2 separate regions of the Homo sapiens genome follow, and region 1 is linked to region 2. Evidence: chromatin loops called from intact Hi-C (ENCODE). Cell type or tissue: Calu3. All regions are shown on one strand. Each heading gives the region's core, and the rest is flanking DNA. Links, peaks and the distances in the headings are about the cores only. Region 1 overlaps LOC100287944 (a long non-coding RNA gene). Region 2 holds the start of RFX4 (regulatory factor X4).

Region 1 (5,370 bases), core at 320-5,319, 190 kb after region 2:
TCCACCAGCTGGTGCTATAACACAGAGTGAGGCTCATGAGTCCAACCCCCATCCTCCCTTACACAACTCTGGATAGTAGTGTTTGGCAATTTTCCTCTCTCTTCAAAACTGGCCTTAATATTTGCTTTAAAGTAAAGTCAAAATGTCTGAAGTGAATCTAGAGAAGGAAAGACAGCAAAAACAGTTATTTTGTCCCAACCTCTTGCACTGTTTAAAGGCAGACTTGCAAGATTAGAAAAAATTAAGGCTGGGCATGGTGGCTCACGCCTGTAATCCTAGCATTCTGGGAGGCTGAGGTGGGTAGATCACTTGAGCTTGAGCTCAGGAGTTTGAGACCAGCCTGGGCGACCAGGTGCCTCTACAAAAAATGCAACAATTAGCTAGGTGTGGTGGTGCATGCCTGTAGTCCCAGCTACTTGGGAGGCTGAGGTGGGAGGATGCAGTGAGCTAAGATTGCGCCACTACACTCCAGCTGGGGTGACAGTGATACCCTGTCTCAAAAAAAAAAAAAAAAAAAAAAAAAAAAACCAAAAAAGAAAAAAAAAGAATATAAATTAAATCCTAGGAAGAGGGATAGCATAAATACCCCCATTATTACAGTGGAAGAGACTTGGGGAAGGGTTGCCATAGGTCTTCTGAAGCCTAGGGGAAAGCTCTCTGAAGTCTAGTGAGAGCAGAGGCATAGAATTCAGACTCGGGCAAGAGCCTTAAGTATGCAAATCATCATCAATATAAGCTTTTAAAAAATTGGCCCATTTGCGACTTTGAAGTGAGGGAGAACTGAGGTCAAATTCTGGTTTCACCAAAGTTGTTGTAGAGGGGGCATTCCTGCTCTAAAGTAGGATTGGATGTCAGTGGCTCTCAACCCTGGCGCCATTAGAGTTCCCTGGTCAACTTTTTAAAAATACTGAGTATAAGCCAGGTGCAGTGGCTCACACCTGTAATCCCAGCACTTTGGGAGGCCGAGGTAGGAGGATCACTTGAGGCCAGGAGTTTGAGACCACCCTGGGCAATATAGTGAGACCCTATCCCTACAAAAAATTTAAAAATTAGCCAGTTGTGGTGACATGCACCTGCGGTCCTAGCTACTCAGGAGGCTAAAGTGGGAGGAACACTTGAGACCGGGTATTTGGGCTTACAGTGAGCTATGAATGGGCCACTGCACTTCAGGCTGGGTGACAGAGACCTGTCTCAATAAATTAGTAAAGATAAAAATACTGATGCATAGGTCCCACCCACAATAAATAATGACTTGGAATGTGACCCAGGCATCAGTATTTTTCTAAGCTCCCCAGGTGATTCAATATGCAGTCAAGGTTAAGAAACGTGATCCCTTCCACCCTCAAGTTCTAAACTTCAGGGACTACTATTCCCTGAACATGTGGCCCAGGTTTCTCTCTTGCAGTGTTGTCTGTCCAGAGTGGAGAACCATGCTCTGTGCAAGTAGTGACACTCCACAGTAACCTACACTGTGCATAGTTTTCCCTTAGCTGACAAACCTTTCCCTAAACTGCGCTGTTCTGTTCGCCCTTCAGCCACCCCCACCTCCCTACCACTTTGCTGCCTGCCCTTCTAACCTGGAACTTCTCTGCTTCAGTTCCTTGGCAGCCTCCCAAGCTAAGCCAGCTTGGACACAGTGCTTGGGGCTTCCTCTTGTTCCAAGGAGGTCAGAACCTTTTGTGCTTCACCAGCCTCCTCCCTGAAGCTCTTCCCCCAATCCCCCTCCTGTGTCTCAACCTCCCCCAACCCCGCCGCCGCCCTCTCACCCCCATATTTTGCTGCTGCTGGTGTAGGTGGGACGGAAGACGTGGGCCACAAGAGATGAAGAAAGAGCTGTTGCTAGGAAAGGAGTGTGGGTGAAGAGAATTGGTGGGCGGGAGAAATAGGACTCCCCAGTTATATGCCTCCCTTTCTCATCATAAATGCCTCAAGAGCTAAAAACCAGCTGTTTAAAATCTATTATGAAAAATAATGAGGTCTGACCGTGACAGCAGGGGTAAGAGAATCAGACTCAGAAAGAGCTGAAGTGCTGATATTTGGTATTTATAAGTCTCCTCCTAGAAAAGAAAAGCCTCTGAGTGAAGTTTAAAAGAGTGAATTCTTAAGGAACTATCAAACTGTGCCCGTGAGGGACGGTATCTAGAAGGTCTTGGCATATGCTACACCTCTCAGAAACAATAAACTGCAAGATGTCTTAAGAACCAAAATATAGTTGAGGCAGAAGGATGATCTTTAAATGAGAAGTCTGCAACACTCTTTCCTCCTCACCTCACACTCAGGGGCATATTTCTGAAATAGATCTGCCTTAATCCACGGAGTCTCCCATTTATTGGAGTCTTCTCTGTATCAGGCACATTAGACTCACCATGTCTGCTTCTCACAAGTTCCCTGCAATACCAGTGGCATAATCGCTTCTGTTTACAGGTGAAGAAATGGAGACTATGAGCAGCTTAATGCCTTGCTGATGGTTACAGTTTAAGTGGCAGAGCTGGGATCTGAAAATTACTCCAGGCACAGTGGCTCAGACCTACAATCACAGCACTTTGGGAGGCCAAGGTGGAAAGATCACTTGAGGCCAGGAGTTTAAGACCATGGCAACATAGTGAGACTCTGTCTCTCTCTATATATTAATTTTTAAAACACAATAAAAGAAATACTACTCCAGAGCCTGTCTGTGCTTTTTCTACTAAAGCACACTCTTCCTCCTTCCTACTTTTCTTCCCACCTTCCCACCCCTATCCTAACTTCCATTCCCCTCTCCTAAGCAGTTTTGCAGTTTTAAAAATCAACCTTGACTGTGGTAATAGAACCTACTGGGGTGGAAGAGAGTTTCAGAAGTTCTGGAAAATTTTTGTGCTCACGAACTGCAGGCAGTTTCTAAGCTGGGCACCAGATCTTCCCCTAAACCAGAGGTGGCATTCTGCTCACTGTAAATAAATAGCAGACTACCTTTCCCTCTGTCATTTCCCAACGTACAAACAAACCAGTGCATTATCTATGACTGAGATTTGGTTATTCTATAGAGAAACAGGAATAAAAGAAAATCAATAATAACGAAAAAAAAATACCAGGTCACAGAGGATTTTTATTACCAGGTCGAAAAAAAAAGCTCTGCAGGGGGGCGTGCAATGAGCCAAGCATTCACTGGAATGAAGTCACTGGGGTGGGGGAGGAGGGAGCACGGAGGAGACTGGCTACCTCTTGCTGTTAAGGTCACTACCCTTTGACAGAGGTGGCCTCTGACCTCAACAGCCCTACAATTCTGTTTTGACTGACCCTGAAACCCATGAAATTCAGATGTAGGCACTGCCCAAAAGTTGAGATAAAGCTGACTAATATGGGAAAAGCTCCCGGTATGTGCCCCCAGCTGAAAGGAGCTGGCAGTTCTTTGGCGGTAGACGCAATTTATTCTGTCCTCCTCCTTTCAGGGAAATGCTAATCCTTCATAGGCAACTCAAGGGGAAGACTAAAATGTGTTGATGATGAATGACAATAATCCTTTGTCCACCGCCACCTCCTCCTAGGGTTGAACCTTAAGAGTTTAATCAAATGTTGGTAAGTAAATTAATGCCTTACTGCAAAAGGAGGTGGTGGGAAGAAAGGTTGTGAGAATATATTTCCTCTGACATGTGAATCTCAATAAACTTAATTGCAAAGGCATTGATATGGGAAGGGGGTGCTGAAAGAGTGTTTTAGATTCCTATTTACACACACATACACATAACAGTCACTACCCGAAAACTGTCTTACAGCATGTCAGTGTTAAAATGTTAACTTTGAAGTCTAAAGACCAAAGCAGCACAATGGAATCACTTTGCTGTTGTTAAAAACAACAGCAGCAACAACAAAACTCATGCATTTGTGCATCCATAGGAACAGCAAGATGTTTAGCCCTGAATCTTCACATCTTTCTAAGGAAGGTTGCATTTTTCATTCCAGTTCAGCTAACATTTTAGTGGCTACTCCATGCCAGGTCCGCCTTGCTGGCCACTTTGACAGCCATCTCTTTTAACCCTTCCAACTGACTGCAAAGTAGGTATAATTATGCTCATTACAGTTGAGAAAAATCGGTGCTCAAAGACGGCAAGTGATTTATCCCTGTACACCCAGAGTTAAAATTCAAACTAGAGTCTTTCAGCTTCGGGTTTTCCTGTTAGATACAAAAAATTGGTTGCCAGAAGGGTTTCAAGGAATTTGACAAATGATCAGCTTCTGAGACTCACACAGTGAGTCAGGGCTAAAAACCAGGTTTTCCGATTCTCAGTCCGGGTTCTTTCACCACATTACAACATTGCCACCCAAAGCGCTGGGTTTTCCCAAGAGGTGTTTGGATGGGATTCCAAGTCAGCGAGATGCAAATAGGTCTGACCCACATTCCTGCTCTTGGGTAAATAAAAACTCCTAAAGGGCAGAGCCCATTTTGTGTGCTTAATCTAAGAGTCCCACTGTGGGTAGTCAATCAATATTAAACAACTAGAGGGACATCTGCCTAGGACTAACGGCATGGACTCAATTTAAGCAATCAGAATACAGTGAATATTACTGAGGAACCTCATAAAGGTGCTGAAAGGCTGAATCAAGTAAATTTTTAAGAGTTGGAAAAAAAACCTTTGAAGTCATCTAGTCCGACTCTAATTTTATGAGATAGAGATAAAATAATGTGCATAAAGATCTGAAGACAGTCAGCAACAGACTCTCCCTTCCTGTCTCCCAATTCTATTTAATTTTATGTCCTACAGCATTGTAAGGTAACGTTTTCAGGAATGCAACATGTTGTAAGTCGAAGTTGGACTGGCTGGTTACAGAGTCGTCATTGATTATGAAACATCTCTCATACTTAACTTTTCCTTTCCCACTGACCAAACTGACCTCTAAGAAATCGCCATTGCTGGCTTTCAAGTTCAACCAAGTTGGTGTCATTTCTCAACAAGAGTCTCATTAATTTTGGCCTCCTGACCTTTTCTTACAGCATTTCCCCGTTTTGGAGCCCTCTATGCTCTCTCCACCATCCCTCTTTACAGATCACCTCCTTCAAGAAGGCTACTCTGACTACTATCCTTCCCATTAATGTTTATCTTGCTTTGATTTACACAGTACTATGTTCAATTTGTTTTTTCCTATCAGTAAAAAAGATTACTTTATTGTTTGGTTGTTTCTTATATCCCCAAAGGATATAAGAAAAATTTAAAAAATTTTTATGGTATCTAAGACAATGCTGTGCTCCAGTGAGCACTACATATGTGTTAAAAGATCAAACTATGTTAAGTAACTTTGCTATCAAAGGGAGACTGCATTCTTTTTTTTTCTTTTCCGAGACAGAGTCTCGTTCTGTCACCTTGGCTGAAGAGCAATGGCACAATCTTGGCTCAC
Region 2 (5,370 bases), core at 311-5,310:
AGCATTAGCTATTATTAGTAATAGTCTTACCATCTTAAAGGAGAAGACATTAATACATCAAAACCCTACTTATAGACTTGTCTTTCCCCTTTAAGATGGTAAGACTATTACCAACAACTTTCAGTGGCTTATAACAACGAACATTTATTTCTTGCTCACAGTTCTGTGGGTCCCTGGGAAAAAGGGGAGCTCTTCAAACTGCCTGGCAGGTCCTGGTTGGCTCCATGTGTCTCTCGTTCTAGGACCAGTGACTACGTGGGGTTTGCTCAAGGCAAGTCAGGAGTCCAAGAGTACTAGCCAAACTACCCCCAGGACATGTAAGGCCTCTGGTTTCATTTAACATATGTTGTCCACTCACATTCTGTTGGCGAAAGCAAGCCAATAGCCAAACCCCAAATCAGCGGGAGGGAAAGCCAGAGTAGGCCAGAGAGGGAAGAGAGAATTATGAATAAGTAATACCATCTACCACATCAGACAAATAAATAATTACAATGAAGTGAGTGCTGGGTTTGGAAAGTACAGGGACTGTTGAGATTACAGCAGTGGAGGCAGAGCACACCCCGTGATCTAAAAGGGATCCGCCCTGCACCTTCCTCTTTCATGCTGCTCGTTCATCCATTCCAGGGGATTCAGCAGCCACCCAGGTCTGCACAAGCAGTGCCAACTCCACACCTTTGTGGGTCTGCCTGGCTGTCATTGCCACTGGGCTACTGGGAAGTTTTAAGGGCCCTTCAAACCCTTCTCTCTTGCTGCCAAGTCTTCCCTCCTCATGTCACATCCTGGTACCAATAGCTACTCATTGCTCAAGTCAGAAACCTGGGAATCCCTTCTCCCTCCCCATCCCTGGCCACAACTAATCAACATCAAGGCTGGGAATACAGCTTCCTTGGTATCTCCTGAACCCTGCCCCAACTGCCATGTACCTGTGTCAGGTCATCCTGATCCCTCCCTCCCACCCCCTCCTGCAACCAACCCCCATCTGGCCACCACACAGTTTGAGATCTCTTCACATTTTGTGATCTCTTCAAAATGTAGATTTAGTCCTATATGCACCAAACCCTTCCAGGGTACATTTCTTGGCATGGCCCTAGCTTACCTCCCCATGAAATGGCCTGTTAATCCTCTCTTCCTCTCTTGGGTTCCGTGTGCAGCCAGGCCAGGCTCCAGTCCCAAACACACTCCACAGGTTCTCCTCTTCGCCTGTGCCTCTGTCTGTAACACCCTCAACCCCCTTGTCTGGCTAATTCAGCTCCTGGGTCACCACTTCCTCCAGGAGGCCTGCCTTGACACCAGCCTCCCAGGATCAGTCACATTGCCCTCTCTTTGCTCTCACAGCACCCACAATTTCCCCATCACCCCCTCCCTGCCCCTGTGCTATGTTCTATTGAGATTTCAAGCCTCTGCAGGATAGGAATTGGATAATTCATTACTGTGTCCACAGTGTCTGTCAAGGGCAAGAGAGCCACACAGAACCCCAGTAGTTCTCCTAAAAGTGGAGACGACAATAATATGTATTAGTTGTGTTGTGAGGATGAAATGAACTAATGCATGGAAGACGCCTGAACCCGTGGAAACACATAATGAATACATTAATAGTAAATGGTAGCTATTACTATTTATGATGTTGACAGCATTAAATCTAAGCAAACATTTTATTGAAGTATGAAATACATTCCAAAAAATGCGCAAAATCACAAGTGTCACAGTCAGTGAATTGTCACAAATGACACCCTTGTGACTAGCCCCTGGATACCATTACTTTTAAGCTCAAATGTCAGCTTCTCAGAGAGGCCCTCCCTTGACTTCGTCTCCCACCTCTTAATTCTATGTTGTATATATTATCTGTTTCCCCTCACTCCCATGTAAGCTTCAGGAGAGCAAGATTTTTTTTTTTTTTTTTTTGGTCTATTTTGTTCACTGATGTAGCCTCCGCTTCCTAGAATAGTTCTGGACACATAGTAGATGCACAATAAAAATTTGCCAAGGAACGAATGAGCGATTATTATTTTCATTTCTTTAAGCTCCCAGGCGCTGCAGCATGGTCATGCCCGAGAACTCGTGCCATCCCAGGTGAAGCAGCGCTGGGCCGGGACCAGCCGCACCTGGCCCGGCTCTGAGCTGTGCTGGGCTGGCTCCGGGTTCTTCCGCCTCACTCCTGGCCTGTGAGCCCGGCTCACCTCACCCTACCCACCTCCACTCTGCGTGCAAAAATTATAATAATAATAGCAACAATAATAGTCTCATCCGCCCTGGAGACCACCCGTGCCCCCGTGGCATCCCTCAAGGACTCTCCGGGCGGTGGCAGCCGCCCACCCTGGGGACGCGCTCCTTGCTGCCACCGGAACGCCCCTGGCCAGGCTCCATCTACGCGCTGTCAGACCCTCCCGCCGTCTGAAGAAGGCTTTTACTCTTCAGCCTATTCCAGTGGCAGAGAAGCTAAGGCTACAAAGGCGAACGCGAACAGTCAGATCTGACTTCGAATTCCGCTGTCATTGCTGCCAGGCGCACCACGAGGACGCGCGGTGACCGCCACCATGGCATTCGGCTGCCAAAGGTTTCCATCGACCTCTTTCCCATCACCAGCATCGCAGCGGGAAAGAATGTGCCTGGCGCCCTTCTGGGCACTGGGCATGGGGTGGTGAACAAAGTCCTCCAGAAATAAACCGGGTAATGAGCCCGGCAGCGGCCGGGGCAGGAAGGGACCTTCGCAGAGAGTGGTCAGGCACAGCCCCTCCGAGGAGGCGACGCTCAGCTGAGACCAGGGTGACGCAAAGGTGTCGGCCGGTTAGGCACCTGTGAGGAAGGAGGAGCCGGCAGAGTGCCAAGTAGAGGGAACAGCAAATGCCCGGCTCCTTTTATAACCACTGCTTCAGTTATCTTCCCCCAAAGCTTGAGAGGGGGCAACTTTGCTACATTTCACAGACGAGGAAGCTGAGGCCCAGAACGATGAAGGAATTTACAGAGCTGGGATTCGAACCCCGCGCTACCGTCAGTCCATCCCGGGCTCTGTCCAGCCGGTACCGCGCGCCGCCTTCTTCCTCCCGCACCGTGACCTTAACTCGGCACGTGCTGGCCCCTCGGGCTCCCCAGTCTCCGTACATTGTCCCACTCAGCTCTGATTGTGGGGAGGGGGCGGACCGAGGGGGCGGGGGGCGTCTTTCCGAAGGATCGCGGAAAGCCGCGCGCTGCCAGGGGCCCGGGGTTAGAGACCCCCACTCCCGCACGGCGTTAGGGACTCCGCGCTTCCCCGCCCCCGCCGCGGCCCGCCGGCTCTGCCTCTGTCCATGGTCAAAGCACCCGGGGTAATCCGCCTTTCTCTTCCGCCCGCCGGGCCCCATTCATATTCTAATCACAGCGCGGCCGACCCGCGAACGGCCACTTTATCGGGGCCCGCAGGAGACGCAGCTTGCTCCCCCTCACTTCCACTTCCAGCACCCCCCGGCCCTCGCCCCCCTCTTTCTGCACTTTCAACTCCGCCGAGGAGGGGGTCCCTGGGAAAACCGCGTCCCCACTTGGATGCCGGGGCTTCTCACAAACTTCGAGGCCGACTGGGGGACGGCGGTGGGGTGGGGAGGGCAGGGGGAGGGCGGAGGAACAGAGACAGACAGACTGACAGAGTTACGGGAAGAGGCGGGGGAGGGGGGACAGTACAGAGAGACCGAGGGGGATAGAGACAGAGAGGGGCAGAGTCCTAGGGGGAGACAAAGAGAAGTGGAGGCAGGGTCTGGACAGAGACACTAGCAGCCAAGGAAGGAGAAATGGACAGAGACAGAGACACAGAGGACGAGAGGGACAGAGAGCTAGAAACAGACACCGGGAGACAGGCGGAGAGAGACAGCGAGATGGAAGGAGAGAAACAGGATGAAGGACCCAGGCCCAGAGGAAGACAGAAAGTTCTGGAGGAGGCGAACCAGCCACTCACCTCCTCCCCGCCTAGCGGCCTTGTTACGCTCATATTGGGGCATGGGGTCTTAGGGATTCAGTTCCCCTTCCCCACCCTTTCCCCTTCAAGCTCGCTTCACTCCCCACGCGTGTCTGCGGATCCGCGTGCAAGGGGTCAAGACATACCCCCTCCCGCATTCTCAGGGCCACCACCCGAAATCTAACCCAGGACCAAAATGGGGGGTGGGTGGGGGCGCAAGAGAAGGAAGGGAGTGGGGCCCCACTCGTGGTAGCGCAGGCGACTCCCCAGGCTCCAGGAGTTCCCCGCGGCTCCCCCCCCGCCCGCGCCCCCCTCCCGGCCTGCCAGCACGGCGCGGGGCCCGATGGTGGGGAAGGGCCGGGAGGGGGAGGGGGCCACATCTAAGCCAATTTTGATTTCGCCTATAATGAGTGCCGGGCGAAGGCTGGAGAAGGCCTCTGGAACTTTAAATAAGAAAAACGTTGCTAATGCTATAATAGAAGGGGGAAGTCGGAGGGCTGGGATTGCGTCGCTCTGAGCCCCCCTTTTCGGAGGCGGCTTTTCTTATTCAAAACAGGCCCACAATGGGCTTCACAGTGCGCCTCGCCACGGCCCCATCTGACGAGCGGCCATTCATCAGGCCGGCTGGCCTATCAATGACATTGCTCCCATCGGGGCTCCTATAAAATGATGCTTTTTCCCATGAAACATCCGCAAACATTTTGACGGGTTTGGCTTTGCCCGGCTGGATTACTGAGTGTCCCCTTGCTCGCTCGCTTTTTCTCTCTCCCCCTTCTCCGAGCTCGCTCCCTTCTCTCCCTCTCTCTCCTCTTTTCTTCTTTCTCTTTTCTTTCCTCTTCTTTTTCTTTTCTTTTCCTTTCCTCCTTTATCCTTGTGCCCCCTCACTTTCTGCGTCTCTCTCTCTCCCCTTCTCCCTCCCTCCCTCCCTTCCTCCCTGGGCATCTCTAGCACAGGGGATCCCCAAACATCAGGACTTTTGGGGGGCGCCTGTGCTGTCCATGGGAAGAGCATGCATTGTGGGTTACTGGAGGAACCCGACATGGATTCCACAGGTTAGTCCTACTGGCGGGGTTGGGGGGATACATTGGGAGGGAAGGAGAAGGGAGAGGGGGAACTTTAGAAAGAAGTTGGGAAAAGTTCAGACGGGTCAACTTGACAGTGGAACCCCAAAGAATAACGCAGAGCTTGCAGAAGTTTTCAATTCGAGGCGATGTGTGTAACTGGATGCGTGGAAGTATGTGTATAAGCGTGTGATTGTGTACGTGTGTGAGTGTGTGTGCGTGCGCGCGCGCGAAGGAGCGCGCTTTCGCTTGCCCTGGACACAAAGTTACGTAAAGATGCGCTGGCTCGCGGCGAGCTCGAGGTGCCACTTGCAGAAACTTTGCCAGCCGACCGCCCCCTCCCGGACCCAGGTCCTCCTAGGGTATGGGGGCCTCGGAATAGCGGTG

The links. Peaks named below come from ENCODE experiments on the same cell type or tissue, not always from the same donor. Only the 100,000 strongest peaks of a DNase experiment are listed, where the experiment ranks them.
Region 1: a loop joins it to region 2, with 3.0 times the contacts of the local background. A loop is called at or near these places in 2 of 110 quality-filtered maps.

What each region holds. Positions count from the first base shown.
Region 1 is chr12:106,764,932-106,770,301 of GRCh38, forward strand. All of the region lies in intron 1 of LOC100287944 (a long non-coding RNA gene), which reads right to left. Among named protein-coding and RNA genes, the nearest start is that of RIC8B, 7.1 kb to the right of the region's middle. In Calu3, for the core only: no CTCF peak of the experiment used is centred there; DNase peaks (open chromatin) are centred at 1,610, 3,310 and 4,310.
Region 2 is chr12:106,578,390-106,583,759 of GRCh38, forward strand. RFX4 (regulatory factor X4) reads left to right here and starts at 4,615. Exons shown (of 18, transcript NM_213594.3): 1 at 4,615-4,974. The coding sequence starts at 4,932. All of the region lies in intron 1 of LOC100287944 (a long non-coding RNA gene), which reads right to left. RefSeq lists enhancers at 2,694-3,576, 5,065-5,370. In Calu3, for the core only: no CTCF peak of the experiment used is centred there; a DNase peak (open chromatin) is centred at 3,292.